2 separate regions of the Homo sapiens genome follow, and region 2 is linked to region 1. The links are chromatin loops, found by intact Hi-C in ENCODE. Cell type or tissue: Calu3. All regions are shown on one strand. Each heading gives the region's core, and the rest is flanking DNA. Links, peaks and the distances in the headings are about the cores only. Region 1 overlaps DZIP1 (DAZ interacting zinc finger protein 1). Region 2 overlaps CLDN10-AS1 (CLDN10 antisense RNA 1).

Region 1 (8,334 bases), core at 202-8,201:
GACCATTCTTCCACCACTGATTAAGAGTAGGTTGGCAGGTATTAGGGATAATATTCATTTAGCCTTCAGAGCTTTCTGGGCAGACTTGGTGACCTTGCCAGCTCCAGCAGCCTTCTTGTCCACTGCTTCAGTTTTCTTGTATGCATTTCTGTAAGTGTAGAACCTCATATATACATAGTTTTACAACATTCGAATTATGTTTTGTAGGTTTGTACACTTTTCACTTTATATATCATAGACCTTTCCTAAGTTTTAAAGTATTCTTCAAAATCATGACTTTTAATGACTTTCATGATGATCTTATTGGATGTATCATAAGTGACTTAATCATTTCTTCATTGTCAAATACATGTTTCTGATTTTTTTGTATCACAGAACTGCAATGTAAGTAATTTTTTAAAAAGGCAAGAACTGTTTACATTAAAATCGCTTTAATGAAAACAAACTTTAATTATGACACTGATTCTCTTTCACCTGAGTACATCAGAAATTTAAGTGTTAAAATGTGTTTACACTAGTGCAAAACATCTAAAGTAGATGTATTTGAGAAGGTCTTAAAATAGGAAAACTTCTGTTTATTTTTTCACTTGAAATTGTGTTTTGTACCTTAGTATTTCTTGTAAATCTTTTCTGAATGGAAAAAATGTTTCCTCTTTTGCACATTTTCTAATATTACCTTTCTTAGTAGAATATTAAACGACAAAAGATCATATAATATGTATGTGTATAATTGCAAGGATGAAGTGTGTTCAGATGATCAAAAAATTTATCAGCTTATATTTCTCCAAAGTGGAACAAATACTGAGGAAGACGGGGAGAGAAAAAGAAACTGGGAACAATACTAGAGCCAAACTAAAGCAAACAAAAAATAAAAATATTTCACAAAACACCTGCAGTTCTTGAGGAACTTCGATGGGAAAGTTAGATATTAATCTACCTTTAAGATTGTATCATTGCTAGAAAAGGAAGTAGGAAGCACTATTTTTCCTCTATTCCATTTAAAATATCATTTCATCATGCAAATACTTTATAGTGATAATACACAGACATACACCCAATACACATATCTATAGATATACACATATACAGTAGTTTATATTGAAAATTGTATCACTGATGTGGCAGTTCAATTTAGGAGATATTTACTGAGCATCTGCTATGTACTACACTTTATAAGGCTAAAAAGAGATGTGGAACAATGCCTGCCCTCAGACCGCTTACAGTACAGAAGGGAGTAGGAGTGAGGCTACAGCTATGGGAATCAGGATGGGATAAATGCAGAGTGCCCTAGGGACTGAACAGAGAGAGTTTCTTGAAGTGGGATTAGGGCTGTGTGTGGATCATGCCCATGTTTACATCTTCAGCCTAAACAACTCTTCTGAGTTCCAGATCAGGTAGCCAGCTCAGTACTCGACATCTCCATGGGCTTCTCAAGTGCGACATGCCTAAGATGAAGTTCTTGGGTTTGTTCCCCAGACTTGGCAAATGGCACCCTCGTTCCTCCAGATGCTCATCTTGATTCCACCTTTCTCTCTCAATCCCCGAGTCCAGGCTGTCTGCAGGGCCCACTCTATGGAACCAGTTCTTCTGTACTTTCCTGTTGCCCTGCATTAACTAAGCCTCCATTTCTGAATGGGCCCCAGGGTGGGTCTCCTCAATTCCAGCCTTCCCCTTCCTTAGTCTGCTCTCCACAGAGCCAGCAAAATAACCTGGCTGCTGGCCGCCATTCTAGCCTCAGCCTGACCCCCCCGCCCCACCCCCTGCCTTTCGGAACCTCCTCTTTCCAGCTATGATGACTTTCTGCTAATTTCTAGAACATTCTGGCCTTTTCCTCTTTTATACCTGGTTTTCATTGTTGGCAAGCCCTTCGACTTGCTCTTCACATGGCTACCTCCTTCCCCTCAGTATGAGTTTTCTATTCTGTGTAGCAAATGACCACAAATTGAGTGGGTGAAGATGGCATGTATTTCTCTTCTCAATGTCCGTGGGATAGGAGTCCAGGCAGGGCTTGGCTGGGCTCAGGGACTCACAGGCTGCATTGAGAGTGTCATCTGGGCTGTGTTCCTGTCTGAGGTTCCTTGTGGTTATTTGAAGGGCTGAGACTATCAGGTTCCAGAGGCTACTCCTTCTCCATAGCAGTGCACAGCATGGCTGTTGACTTCAAGGCCAGCTAGAGTGTGTCTCTCTTGCTTTCATTCTCCCGCTTCAGGAAGGGCCTGGGACTTCTTATTTCTTTTTTTTTTGGGGTGAGACAGAGTCTCACTCTGTTGCACGGGCTGGAGTGCAGTGATGCCATCTTGGCTCACTGCAACCTCCGCTTCCTGGGTTCAAGCGATTCTCCTGCCTTAGCCTCCCGAGTAGCTGGGATTACGTGCCACCATGCTGAGCTAATTTTTGTATTCTTAGTAGAGATGGGGTTTCACTGTGTTGGCCTGGCTGGTCTTGAACTCCTGACCTCAGGTGATCTACCCGCCTCGGCCTCCCAAAGTGCAAGGATTACAGGCGTGAGCCACCATGCCTGGCCTGGAACTTCTTTCAGGGGGCTCACCTGAATAAGACAGGCCCACACAGGATAATCTTCCTTTTCATAACCTCAAAGTCCACAGATTTGGGACTGCTATTGCGTCTCCAGAGTCCCTTCACCTTTGCCGTATTCTGTGGTTGAGAAGCACAATGGAGGTTCTCCTCAGACCAAGGGACAGCATCACACAGGGGGTGTACACCAGGGGTACAACCTTGAGGGCCCCCTGAGAACCCTGCCTACCCCATTGCCTCTGGCCTCTGGGTCCTGGTCACCTGATGTCACTCTATCCAAGTAGGTAGTCCCTTTTCTTTATTATTCCCATAATATCTCAAACAGAGTTCTGAGCACTATTTTAAATAGTTTACTTGCTTATTTGTTTCCTTGTTTATTGTCTATCTCTCCAATCACGTCATTGGCCCTCTGAGTGAAGGGCTCTGTCTATTTAGCTCTCCATTGTCTGCCCAGCATCCACTCATGTGTCTGAAATGTGGTTGGCACTCACTACACACTTGCAGAATGAATGTGGAAGGTAGCTAGCTAGGGCATCATTCAGCCTTGTTTTCATAGATGGAGAAAGGCTGATTGTAGGGTTCAGAAGAGCAGGGTTACCAGAGTTGTCTGGAGGTCTAAGCACCATCTGCTGTAGGGAGGACACTAGTCCACGTTTCCACCCTGCACCCAGGGAGCTTCCCCCGTGGCAATGACTATGTAGTTAGGACGATGGCGTTCACCTCCCAGCATATTTTATCTATGGCAGCTAAGATGCAGGATCCCAGGAGCAGTGGATGGTAGTTTCTCTGCACCACAGGTGGCTCCACTGTGCAAGGAGTGTTCTCCTTTGTCCCCCTACATTACACTGAAGCAAAAGTGGCCTGTTCTTACAGTTCATGTCCTGGTGTCCTGGAGCTGACTCATATCGGCTCTCAGCTGTGCACATTTCTCCTCATCAGGGTGTTTTTTTTGAAAGCTGATTTAACCAGCACAACTTTGGTTTCATGGGAACATTTAGAAATAAATGGATATTTGTAGTTGCCATATACTTAAGCCTTCTAAGAGTTCTGTGAAGTAGATGCTGTCACTCATTTTACAGGTGAGGACACAGGGGCTTAGACAGATGCTGTGTTGCCCACGGTCACTGGTATTTGAATGCAGGCCCTGTGTACTCCAGGGCATACTACACTGCTGGCCTGTCTAGCTCCAGGCACTCACCTGTGAAGCTCCCAGCCGGGAAGGAAAACAGGCAGTGACAGCTTCAAGTGGTTGCTTTTCTGTAAGGACGCAGGATCTTTTCTTTGGATGCTCTGACATGGTAATCCCTAACCAGGGATGCACCTCAGAATTACCTGAGACTCTTTTCCAAAGTACAGGTGGCCAGCTCCACTCCCTGAGATCTTGATTTAGTAGATAAGTCTGGAACACATGGATTTTGGAGATAAACAAACCAAAAGCCACCCAGGCTATCCTGTTTTGGATCTATGGTTTGAACCACTGCTCTTAGATCATTAAAATCCCTACTCTTATTCTTCAAGCCATCTTTCTAGCATTGGTATTTAGGGACAGAATTCAGGTTTCTTTATTAATCGGGGGTGGGAAGGCATTTTTAAAATCCTGGCTCCTTTAAAGCTGTCTGTGTTTCAGACAGTTGTGGGAATTTCAGTGGCCTCTGGCTGGAATAGAAAGCGAGTTACAGTTTTTATACTTTGTCATTGCGAGTTGTGATAGAGAGAAAGACGGACAGTTGTCATGGAGGAAGAAGGTGAGGCCTTTCCTGGTTCTGAGTGGGGCGCATGCCTCACATACTAGGTATGTGGGGGCGGATTTGTGCCACCACTAGGCTGCACTCCTTCCTCGTCTGTTGGTTTGACTTGTTTAGAAGCTGCTTACCTCTCCCTTCTTTGCTCTTAAACCCTAACAGAGGGGTGAATTCAATCAGGTTTAGTAATCTCTGCCTGAGACCTAACTATTAATTATTCCACATGATTGGTGCCTGCTGTTCCCACAATGCACATATTGTATTTCTCTGTTTAGGGAAAGTTGCATTTGCCAACTTTCTATTGATTTACTTAGATTCTTGGCAATTTTTTTTGTTTTAAATAACATTGGTAGGAGTTCACAGGCAGTCACAGATAAGCGATGGCATGCCCTTTTTACCCAACAGAAGACTCTTGAGAGCTTGGGAGGTTGTCAGATGGTCACATAATGAAGGAAGGGAGGATGGGGTGATGTGGGCCAGTAGGGAAAAATGCATAGTGCTTGAAATGGGATCACAGAAAATGGGCTCATGAGCTGCAAACTTCAAAATAATTTCTGGCTATGTTTGCCTAGACCCTCTCCATTCCTTTCTCCATGTACTCTTTTCCGTGCCTTTCTGATTCATTCTTAACTCTTCTATTAAGAATGATGTTATCCCTTAGATATTCCCACATCTCCTTTCTTCCTGGGGCCTGGAGCAACTCCCCATGTAGTTGATCAAGGCCGAGATCCTAAACCTCCATCCAGCAGCCTGGACATTTATACTGGCTTTTCCTTCTATTTTCCAGCTCAGCATTTCCCAGACTGCTTTGGAGGCCACTTTTCCAGGGGCCTGTAAAGATGTAGTGAAAGCTCTTGACAATGCCCTCCTTGGGGGAGGTTCTTAGTATCCACTAGGAAAGGAAAGATTCTTTTTAGGTTTCACTCGGAAAATCTTTCTAGATTGGTTCCACCCAGTGTTTGTCCAGCCTCATAGGAGCACAGAGCATTTCAGAGGCAAGGCTGTGCAGGATGCTAAGACACTGCTTTTTTTTTTTTTTTTTTTTTTGAGACAGGGTCTTACTCTGTCACCGGGGCTACAGTGCAGTGGCTTGAGCATAGCTCACTGCAGCTCCAACCTCCTGGGGTCAAGCAACCCTCCCACCTCAGCCTCCCGAGGAACTAGGACTACAGGCTAACCCCACCACACCTAGCTTAATTTTTAAAACTTTTTGTAGAGACAGGGTCTTACTGCATTGCCCACGCTGAACTCCAACTCCTGGACTCCAGTGATCCTCCCTCCTCGGCCTCCCGAAAGAGCACTGACTTTGAAACTTGCATGTGAAAGTTTAAGTCTGGGCTCTGCCCACCTTCGGCTGTCTCAATTAGAGCCAGTGACTTTACCTTTCTAGACTTGAGTTTTCCTATCTGTACGATGGGGCCAAAACATGTGTCCATAACATTGTGGTGTGGATTCAACAAAATGAAGTGCATCTAGTACACAATGAGTGTTAATTTTCTAAAAGCAAGCAAATGAGGAAATGCTGGTCTAGGTGCCCTTATATACTCATCTCAGGCACGGACACTTCCTGCTCCTTTATTTGATCAGGATACCCTGTCACCACTTCCAGGACATAGACTTGGAATGTTCTTCACCCCAATTATGAAGCCTTTTTTTTTTTTGAGACGGAATCTCGCTCTGTCACCCAGGCTGGAGTGCAAAGACATGATCTTGGCTCACTGCAGCCTCTGCCTCCGGGGTTCAAAAATTCTCCTGCCTCAGCCTCCTGAGTAGATGGGATTACAGGCGCCCGCCACCACACCTAGCTGATTTTTGTATTTTTATTAGAGATGGGGTTTTGCCATGTTGGCCAGGCTGGTCTGAAACTCCTGACCTCAAGTGATCTGCCTGCCTCAGCCTCCCAAAGTGCTGGGATTACATGCACGAGCCACCACACCTGGCCTCAAGCCGCCCCCCCTTTGTTTCTTTTTAGCCTTCTGTGTTTAAACAACTACTGAAATTGCTTTAAGCGCCTTTCCTTCAATTATTGAAAACAAATTCTTCTTGAATTCTTTTTGTCCAGTCTATGATCTTCCATGACATTATCTCTAAAGATGAATATGTCTGTGTGTCTCTGTATCTCTGTCCTCTGCATCTCTCCCTTTCTTTCCCTCCCTCCCTCTTTCCCTCTAATCCCCACCATTCCCCCTCTTTTTCTCGGTAAACATCTATCAGTAAACATTTCTCAGAGAACCTGCTGAGGGCCAGGGATTGTGCTAGTTTCTGGGAATATAAAATAATTAAGATGGGGCTGGGCACGGTGGCTCATACCTGTAATCCCAACACTTTGAGAGGCCAAGGCGGGTGGATCGACTGAGTTCAGGACTTCGAGACCAGCCTGGTTAACATGGTGAAACCCCGCCTCTACTAAAAATACAAAATTTAGCCAGGTATGGTTGTGTGGGCCTGTAATCCCAGCTACTCAGGAGACTGAGGCAGGAGAATTGCTTGAAGCCAGGAGGCAGAGGCTGCAGTGAGCCGAGATTGCTCCACTGCACTCCAGCCTGGGTGACAGAGCGAGACTCCATGTCAAAAAAAAACAACAACAAAAACATTAAGATGTGCTCTCTGGCCTAGGATGGCCCATGTGGGCATCGGAAGGACAGGACTGCAGGAGAAATTTAGTACTAAGGGTCAGAGCCACTCTGCAGGAGAAGCCTGAATCCTTTATCGTTGCTCATCATGTGTTATTTCGTGTTATGTGCTGTAGTTGGCTAAGCTGCTCCCATTATCAGTGTTGTCTATTTGGGGACGTGAGCTCCCTTGGGAACACAGATGAAGCACCTAGAGCAGCCAGGGCCAGGATATACCATGATCAAAGATTTATTCAACGACTTGATGCGCACGGATAGCATCAGGCTAGCAAAACAGGCAGAGCATGTATACCTGAAATCTGGAGAATGAAGACATTTGACATGCAGCTTACAGATGGATGCCTTTCTTAACTTTTTTTCAGCTCCTGTCACATATAGAGAAACTTCGAACCTCAATGATAGATGATCTAAATGCAAGCAATGTTTTCTATAAGAAAAGGATAGAAGAGCTAGGGCAGAGACTCCAGGAGCAGAATGAGCTGATTATAACTCAGAGACAGCAGGTATGTCTGGCGGCAGTGTGGCACCGTGCTTCTTTAAGCAACGCAGTCTATCTAAGAACATGTGTTTTTACTTTAGAGCATTTGTAAGTGGTATAAGGTGAGGAAGATGGAATATTTTTCCCCTTGTGATTGCTTGTAAAAGTTAGTGCAATAAAATACATTTTTAAAAGGTATTTAAAAGTAATATGTTGAAGATTTATACAGTTAAAGTTCAAAATTAATTTGATTTGAAGGTAAGTAAGAATTTCTTTCAGTAATTACTCTGAGAAGCAGCCAAATACAAATGCAACTTTAAAAAGATTTTTTGTTATTTTATTTTAGATTCAAGGTGTACATGGACAGGTTTTTTACATGAATATATTGTGTGATGGTGAGGTTTGGGTAATAACTTCTGCCTCTATGCTTTTAAAGACCACATGCCCTATGTCCCTGGATAATTTAGTGAAAAGGTTAATTTACTAACAACATTATCTGTCCATTATCCCATGTGTGTGTCCCTATCTAATTTCAAATGTATCACTAGAAGACTGTATTTCTTTGCAGATTAAAGACTTTACCTGTAATCCATTAAACAGTATCAGTGAACCCAAAGGTAAGTGGATGGGATCCCGGTACTGGCGGCAAGGGGAACCTCCCCAATTGCACTGGGCTTCAGAAGAATGTGGGCCCCACTTGTTTATGTGTGCTAAGATGGCATTCTTCTTGTTGTATTGATTTCGTAGATCTGTCCTCTATTATTTTAATTTGAGAGATTTGTTACCACAACCCAGAAAGGTGAAGAATTTAAAAAATCTAAACTATCATGTAGTTGTTTCATTTTTTTAATCAGAGTACTATTAGGCACATAATACCTGCTTAGGAGCCATTTACCTCTTGACTTATACACTGTAAAACAGAGTTATGCATGTAAAAGCACAAGGT
Region 2 (8,334 bases), core at 63-8,062, 120 kb after region 1:
CAGGTGGGATGAACTGCCCAATGAAGCCATAAAGTTGTATAGGCGAGGGTTTGGTAGTTGAAAAGAGGAGAGAAGAATGCAGACACAGCCTGAGAAAGGGCAAAGGGCCGTATCCAACATGTGGGAAGTGCCATTTCAGGGAAAAGAGCCCAAATATTCCGGAACATCTGGGGAAGATAAAAGGAAGTTGTTCTTGGGATAAATTTGGTGAGAACCTACTTTCAAGAGCAGAGTTTAGGGCCTGTCCTGGCTGGAGGAGCTGATTTTAAGAACAGAAAGAACAGTCCAGTATTAAATGTTAATTTGAATATAGGAGGATAGGATAAAAAATGACTCAGAATTATTATGTTATCTGGGCTGAAAAGCGTCATATTTACTGCCCATTAGAAATTCCTTACAGGCTGATTTCCTAAAGTTAGCTTCATTTCTTTCTTTCTTTCTTTCTTTTCTTTTTTTTTTTTTTTGAGGTGGAGTCTGGCTCTGTCGCCCAGGCTAGAGTGCAGTGGCGCAATCTCGGCTCACTGCAAGCTCCGCCTCCCGGGTTCACACCATTCTCCTGCCTCAGCCTCCCAAGTAGCTGGGATTACAGGCGCGCGCCACTATGCCCGGCTAAATTTTTATATTTTTAGTAGAGACGGGGTTTCACTGTGTTAGCCAGGATGGCCTCGATCTCCTGACCTCATGATCCACCCACCTCGGCCTCCCAAAGTGCTGGGATTACAGGCTTGAGCCACCGCGCCTGGCCGAGCTTCATTTCTTTCTAGGAAATTACAAGACATGGACTCAAATAAAAGGCTCAGTTGACCAAGGGAACAAGATCTTGTTTAGTCCTGGTAATACCCAATAAATATTTGCTAAATATATGCAAAGGGGCAGGGCACGGTGGCTCACGCCTGTAATCCCAGCACTTTGGGAAGCCAAGACGGACAGATCACTTGAGGTCAGGACTTCGAGACCAGCCTGGCCAACATGATGAAACCCCGTCACTACAAAAAAATACAAAAATTAGCCAGAGGTTGTGGCATGTTCCTGTGGTCCCAGCTACTCAGGAGGTTGAGGCAGAAGCATCGCTTGAACTCAGGAGGTGGAGGTTGCAGTGAGCTGAGATTGCACCACTGCACTCCAGCCTGGGCAACAGAGAGAGACTCCATCTAAAAAAAAAAATTAATTAATTAATTAATTAATTATATTGAAAGGACAAGAAAGGGAGGATTAATTGCACAATTTGGGTTTTGCATCCTTAAAATGAAATATTAATTTTACCAAGCAGTTAGTTTTTTAAGAGTAGGGGTGGAGGGGAGAAGGTGAGATTGCTGGCAGAAAGATAACAAATTACACAAAAGCCATCAAGGTGTTGTGTGATCTTACGATGAGGTTTCATGTCTGTTCATCTGTCAGATGATGGGGCCAGACTAGGTGGTCTTAAAGGCCCTGTCCGTATCTACCATCCTAAGATTCTCTGTTCTTCAGAACACGCTAGAGGAAGTTTGGGAAAGCAACTGTTTTATTCAGAGATAAGTACACTTAATACAATTCAGACAATACATTTGTAACGGGCATTTAACACAGCAATCAATTGTACAAGTAGATTCTATTTACTTTTTCTTTTATTAAGCGGAAGAATAAATAAACATAACTGGCCTCAATTATTTAACACTAAAAATGTTGACATTGTAGAGATAAACGTCAACACCAAGAAATACGTTTTCCATGTTCTCCTTAAAACAAATAGAAAGTTTGAATGATATCAATAATTATCCCTTAGAATTGGGATGTATTCAGGTTTTATGCGTGTTACATAGAGCAAACAGGCTATTTTCAATTTCTGTGTTTGTATATTTACCTATAATTGCCAACTTTCTGCAAATGATGTTTCCTCTTGTGTAAATACCAACTGGATTTAGCAAATGTCATGATTATTCGTGCCACCTATTGGTGAAATGTAGTATGACAGCATCTTTTGTGTGCAAGACAGCTACTATGGGGAGAGGAAGGTTGTCAGGACAAATTAAACAGGAATTCTGTACTCAAGAACGGTGGAGAATCTATCTTTTATGAGGCAATTCAAAATTTGAACACTGGAAGGGTATTTGATGGTAGTAAGGAATTACTACCTTTTTTATTTCCTATTATTTTTTAATTGTTTATTTTTAGGTGTGACATTGGTATTGTGGTTATGTTAAAACGTCTTTATCTTTTAGAGACACATAGTAAGATATTTATGAATGAGCGAAAATGATATGTGTAACATGATTTAAAATAGTATTAGCAATTTTGATACATGCACAACGTGGATGAACCTTGAAAACGTGCTAAGTGAAATAAGCCAGACACAAAAGGACAAATATGGCCGGGCATGGTGCCTCACACCTGTAATCCCAGCACTTTGGGAAGCTGAGGCGGGCTGAATACTTGAGGCCAGAAGTTTGAGACCAGCCTGGCCAACATGATGAAACCCCATCTCTACAAAAAATACAAAAATTAGCTGGGCGTGGTGGCATGTGCCTGTAATTCCAGCTACTCGGGAGACTGAGACAGGAGAATCTCTTGAACCCGGAAGGTGGAGGTTGCAGTGGAGCCAAGATCATGCCATTGTACTCCAGCCTAGGTGACAGAGTGAGACTGTGTCTCAAAAAAAAAAAAAAAAAAGTGGGGGTAGGCAAATATATAGGGTATCTAGAGTGTCAGATTCACAGAGACAAAAAGTAGAATGATGATTACCAGAGACTGGGGGAGGGGAAGTGGGGAGTTACCATCTAATGGGTCCAGAGTTTTAGTTTTGTAAGAACTCTTTTCTGGAGATGGGTGGTGGTGATGGTTGCATAACAATGCGGATGTCTTTAATACCACTGAACTGTATACTTAAACATGATTAAAATGCAAAGTTATAACATGTATTTTTTAGCACAATAAAAAAAAAATTAGGGCCAGGTGGGTGCACCTGGGCTGGCAAGGAAGGGGCACCCGTCTGGGTGGGTGGGGCAGGGAAGGTACCTGAGGTCACTGGCTTGGCGGTAGCGGCAGGGGTGGCAGAGGTGGAACTGCAGAGTTGCAGGGTCCACTGACCCTTACCCTCAGCTGGAGAATAACCCTCCAGATCAACTGCAAGAACAAACCAGCAATCCTGAGAGGAGCCGCAGACCCTCTGAAGGAAGCGGACTGCCCCTGCAGGACACAGGAGACACCCCAAATACTGTGAGTGCCCCAACTGCGGAAGTGGGAAAGGGGGACCCTCCTCTTCCAAACACACATCACCACTGGGGAAGCGGAAGGTCTGTTTTTGGGAGAAGTTTCCAACTTTACCTCAAGCTGAGTCAAGTTAGAGAGCTGAGCCGAGCAAAATACAAGGGTAGAGGAAGCAGCAGAAAGGTCCTGGGAGCTCGTTGGGTCCCCAAGCAGCCCATTCCTGCCTGACACCACAGGGATCCATCAGGAGGGTGGCCAGAGGAGAAGGGGGTAAAACTCCATAGGGAGAAGGAATTCTCTAGCTGAACTTTATAACAATTTGAAAGGGGCAAGAAGCCTCCTGACCAGAACCTAGGGGAGAGCATGAATCTGGTGTGCAGACTTCACATGCAGGGGGAAGAACTGAAGCCCTTTTCTTCCACAGCTGGAAGGGAAAAAGCCTTGGGCAAGTTTTCAAGCCCATCTCACCCTCCACCAGGAAACAGACTCGAGGCTGTTGGGGGAGGCACGGTGGGAGTGAGGCCGACCCTTCGGTTTCTGTGGGAGCTGGGTGAGGCCTGTGATTGCCAGCCTTCCCCAACTTCCCTGACAACCTGTATGACTCAACAGAGGCAGCCATAATCCTCCTAGGTACACAATTCCAGTGACCTAGGAATCCCACCCCCATCCCCCACAGCAGCTGAAGCAAGACCTGCCCAAGGAGAGTCTGAGCTCAGACACACCCAGCCCCGCCCCCACCTTATGGTCCTTCCCTACCCGCCCTGGTAGGGAAAGACAAAGGGCATTTAATCTTGGGAGTTCTAGGGCCCCACCCACCACCAGTCCCTTTCCACATGACTACAGCTGATGCTTTCTGGAAAGCACCACCTCCTGGCAGGAGGCCAACCAGCACAAAAATAGAGCATTAAACCACCGAAGTTAAGGACCCTCACGGAGTCCATTATACCCTCCTCCACCTCCACTGGAACAGGTGCTGGTATCCATGGCTGAGAGACCCACAGACGGTTCACATCACAGGACTCTGTGCAGACAACCTCCAGTACCAGCCTGGAGCTGGCTAGACTCACTGGGTGGCTAGACCCAGAAAAGAGACAATAATCACTGCAGTTTGGCTCACAGGAAGCCACATCCACAGGAAAAAGGGGGGTGTACTACATCAAGGGAACACCCCATGGGACAAAAGAATCTGAACAACAGCCTTCAGCCCTAGACCTTCCCTCTGACAGAGCCTATCCAAGTGAGAAGGAGCCAGACAATCAACCCTGGTAATATGACAAAACAAGGCTGTTCAGTATCCCCAAAAAATCACACTAGTTCACCAGCAATGGATCCAAACCAAGAAGAAATCCCGGATTTACCTGAAAAAGAATTCAGGAGGTTAGTTATTAAGCTAATCAGGGAGGGACCAGAGAAAGGAGAAGCCCAATGCAAAAGTATCCAGAAAATGATACAAGAAGTAAAGGGAGAAATATTCAAGGAAATAGATAGCTTACAGAAAAAAATAATTTAAAAATTCAGGAAATTTTGGACATACTTTTAGAAATGTCAGGTGCTTTGGAAAGTCTCAGCAATAGAATTGAACAAGCAGAAGAAAGAAATTCAGAGCTTGAAGACAAGGTCTTCAAATTAACACAATCCAACAAAGACCTAGAAAAAAGAATAATAAAATATGAACAAAGCCTCCAAGAAGTCTGGGATTATGTTAAATGACCAAACCTAAGAATAATCAATGTTCCTGAGGAGGAAGACCTCACATTTCAATACAATATTGAATATAAATGGTCTAAATGCTCCATTTAAAAGAAGAACCACAGAATGGATAAGAACTCACCAACCAACTCTCTGTTGCCTTCAGAAGACTCACCTAACACATAAGGATTCACATAAACTTAAAGTAAAGGGGTGGAAAAAGGCATTTCATGCAATGGACACCAAAAGCGAGCAGGGGTAGTTATTCTTATATTAGACAAAACAAACTTTAAAGCAATAGCAGTTAGAAGAGACAAAGAGGGACATTAATGGTAAAAAGACCTTGTTCAACAGGAAGCTATCACAATCCTAAACATATATGCACCTAACACTGGAGCTCCAAAATTTATAAAACAATTACTATTAGACCTAAGAAATGAGATAAACAGCAACACAATAGCAGTGGAGGACTTCAATACTCTGCTAACAGCACTAGACAGGTCATCAAGACAGAAAGTCAATAAAGAAACAAAGGATTTAAACTATACCTTGGAACAAATGGACTTAACAGATATATACAGAACATTTCATCCAACAACTGCATTCTATTCAACAGAGCATGGAACTTTCTCCAAGATAGACCATGTGATAGGCCACAAAATGAGCCTCAATAGATTTAGAAAATTGAAATTATATCAAGCACTCTGTCAGGCCATAGTGGAATAAAACTGGAATTCAACTCCAAAAGGAACCTTCAAAACCATGCAAATACATGGAAATTAAGTAATCTGCTCCTGAATGAGCACTGGGTCAAAAACAAAATCAAGATGGAAATTTAAAAATTCTTTGAACTGAATGACAATAATGACACAGCCTATCAAAACCCCTGGGATACAGAGTCGAAAGGCCTCTTCAAGGAAAACTACAAAACACTGCTGAAAGAAGTCATAGATGACACAAACAAATGGAAACACATCCCATGCTCATGGATGGGTAGAATTAATATTGTGAAAATGACCATACTGCCAAAAGCAATCTACAAATTCAATGCAATCCCCATCAAAATACCACCATCGTTCTTCACAGAGTTGGAAAAAACAATTCTAAAATTCATGTGGAACCAAAACAGAGCCCACATAGCCAAACCAGGACTAAGCAAAAAGAACAAATCCAGAGGCATCACACTACCTGATTTCAAACTATACTATAAAGCCATAGTCACCAAAACAGCATGGTACTGGTATAAAAATAGGCACACAGACCAATGGAACAGAATAGAGAACCCAGAAATAAACCCAAATACTTACAGCCAACTGATCTTCAACAAAGCAAACAAAATCATAAACTGGGGGAAAGGACATCATTTTCAATAAATGGTGTTGGGATAATTGGCTAGCCACATGTAGGAAAATGAAACTGGATCCTCATCTCTCACCTTAAACAAAAATCAACTAAAGATGGATTAAGGACTTAAACCTAAGACCTGAAACTATAAATATTGTAGAAGATAACATTGGAAAAACCTTTCTAGACATTGGCTTAGGCAAGGATTTCATGACCAAGAACCCAAAAACAAATGCAATAAAAACAAAGATAAATAGCTAGGACCTAATTAAACTAAAGAACTTTTGCATGGTAAAAGGAACAGTCAGCACAGTAAACAGACAACCACAGAGTGGGAGAAAATGTTCACAATCTATACATCTGACAAAGGACTAATATCCAGAATATACAACAAGCTCAAATGAGTAAGAAAAAAAATCCCATCAAAAAGTGGCCCAAGGACATGAACAGACAGCTCTCAAAAGAAGATATATAAATGGCCAACAAACATATGAAAGAATGCTCAACATCACCAATGATCAGGGAAATGCAAATCAAAACCACAATGCGATACCACCTCACTTCTGCAAGAATGGCCATTATCAAAAAATAAAAAAAAAACCAGTAGACGTTGGCATGGGTGCAGTGAACAGGGAACCCTTCTGCATTGCTGGTGGGAATGTAAACTAGCCACAGTGGAAAACAGTATAAACAGCCACTATGGAAAACAGTGTAGAGAGTCCTTAAAGAACTAAAAGTAGGGTCGGGCGTGGTGGCTTACATCTGTAATCCCAGCACTTTGGGAGGCCAAGGCAGGTGGATCACCTGTGGTCAGGAGTTCAAGACAAGCCTGGCCAACATGGTGAAACCCCATTTCTACTAAAAAGTAAAACTAGCCTGGCGTGGTGGTGAGTGCCTGAATCCCAGCTTCTCGGGAGGCTGAGGCAGGAGAATTACTTGAACCCAGGAGCCGGAGGTTGCAGTGAGCAGAGATCATGCCATTGCACTCTAGCCTGGGTGACGAGAGAAACTCCGTTTCAAAAAAAAAAAAAAAAAAAAGAACAAAAAGTAGAACTATGATTTGATCCAGCAATCCCACTACTGGGTATCTACCCAGAAGAAAAGAAGTCATTACATCATTACACCAAAAAGATACTTGCATATGCATGTTTACAGCAGCACAATTTACAATTGCAAAATCCTGGAACCAACCCAAATGCCTATCAATCAACAAGTGGATGAAGAGATTGTGGTATATATATAGTGGCATATATATATATATGATGGAATACTACGCAGACCTAAAAAGAAATGAATTATCAGTGTTTGCAGTGACCTGGATAAGACTGGAGACTATTATTCTAAGTGAAGGAACTCAGGAACGGAAAACCAAACATCATATGTTCTCACTGATATGTGGGAGCTAAGCTATGAGGATGCAAAGGCATAAGAATGATACAGTGGACTTTGGGGACTTGGGGGGAAGAGTGGGAGGGGGCAAGGGATAAAAGACTACAAATATGGTGCAGTGTATACTGCTCGGGTGATGGATGCACCAAAATCTCACAAATCACCACTAAAGAATTTACTCATGTAACCAAATACCACCTGTACCCCAATAACTTATGGAAAAAAAATTGTTAAAAAATTGTTAAAAAAAAAATTTGAGGCCAGGCATGGTGGTTCACACCTGTAATTCTATTACATTGGGAGGCCGAGGTGGGTGGATACTTCCACCAATTGCATCTTTCTTTTTTTTTTTTTTTTGAGATGGGGTCTCACTCTGTCACCCAGGTCAAGAGTTTGAGACCAGCCTGGCTAAGACGGTAAAACCCTGTCTCTACTAAAAATACAAAAATTAGCCGGACATGGTGGCAGGCGCTGGTAATCCCAGCTCCTTGGGAGGCTGAGGTAGAGAATTGCTTGAACCCGGGAGGTGGAGGTTGTGGTGAGTCGAGATCACGCCACTGCACTCCAGCCTGGGTGACAGAGCGAGACTCCATCTCAAAAAAAGAGAAAAGAAAAAAAATTAGGCCAGGCTCAGTGGCTCATGCCTGTAATCCTAGCACTTTGGGAGGCTGAGACAGGAGGATCACTTGAGCCCAGGGGTTCGAGACCAGCTTGAGCAACACTGTG

Evidence for each region. Hi-C counts contacts between places; a loop is a spot of excess contacts. Peaks named below come from ENCODE experiments on the same cell type or tissue, not always from the same donor. Only the 100,000 strongest peaks of a DNase experiment are listed, where the experiment ranks them.
Region 2: a loop joins it to region 1, with 6 times the contacts of the local background. A loop is called at or near these places in 6 of 110 quality-filtered maps.

Annotation. Positions count from the first base shown.
Region 1 is chr13:95,611,116-95,619,449 of GRCh38, reverse strand. DZIP1 (DAZ interacting zinc finger protein 1) reads left to right here. Exons shown (of 23, transcript NM_198968.4): 11 at 7,273-7,413; 12 at 7,957-8,005. Among named protein-coding and RNA genes, the nearest start is that of DZIP1, 29 kb to the left of the region's middle. In Calu3, for the core only: no CTCF peak of the experiment used is centred there; a DNase peak (open chromatin) is centred at 4,339.
Region 2 is chr13:95,487,874-95,496,207 of GRCh38, reverse strand. The region is part of intron 3 of CLDN10-AS1 (CLDN10 antisense RNA 1); the gene reads left to right. It also overlaps a transcript of CLDN10 not described here. Among named protein-coding and RNA genes, the nearest start is that of CLDN10-AS1, 42 kb to the left of the region's middle. RefSeq lists an enhancer at 3,512-4,012. In Calu3, for the core only: no CTCF peak of the experiment used is centred there; a DNase peak (open chromatin) is centred at 3,857.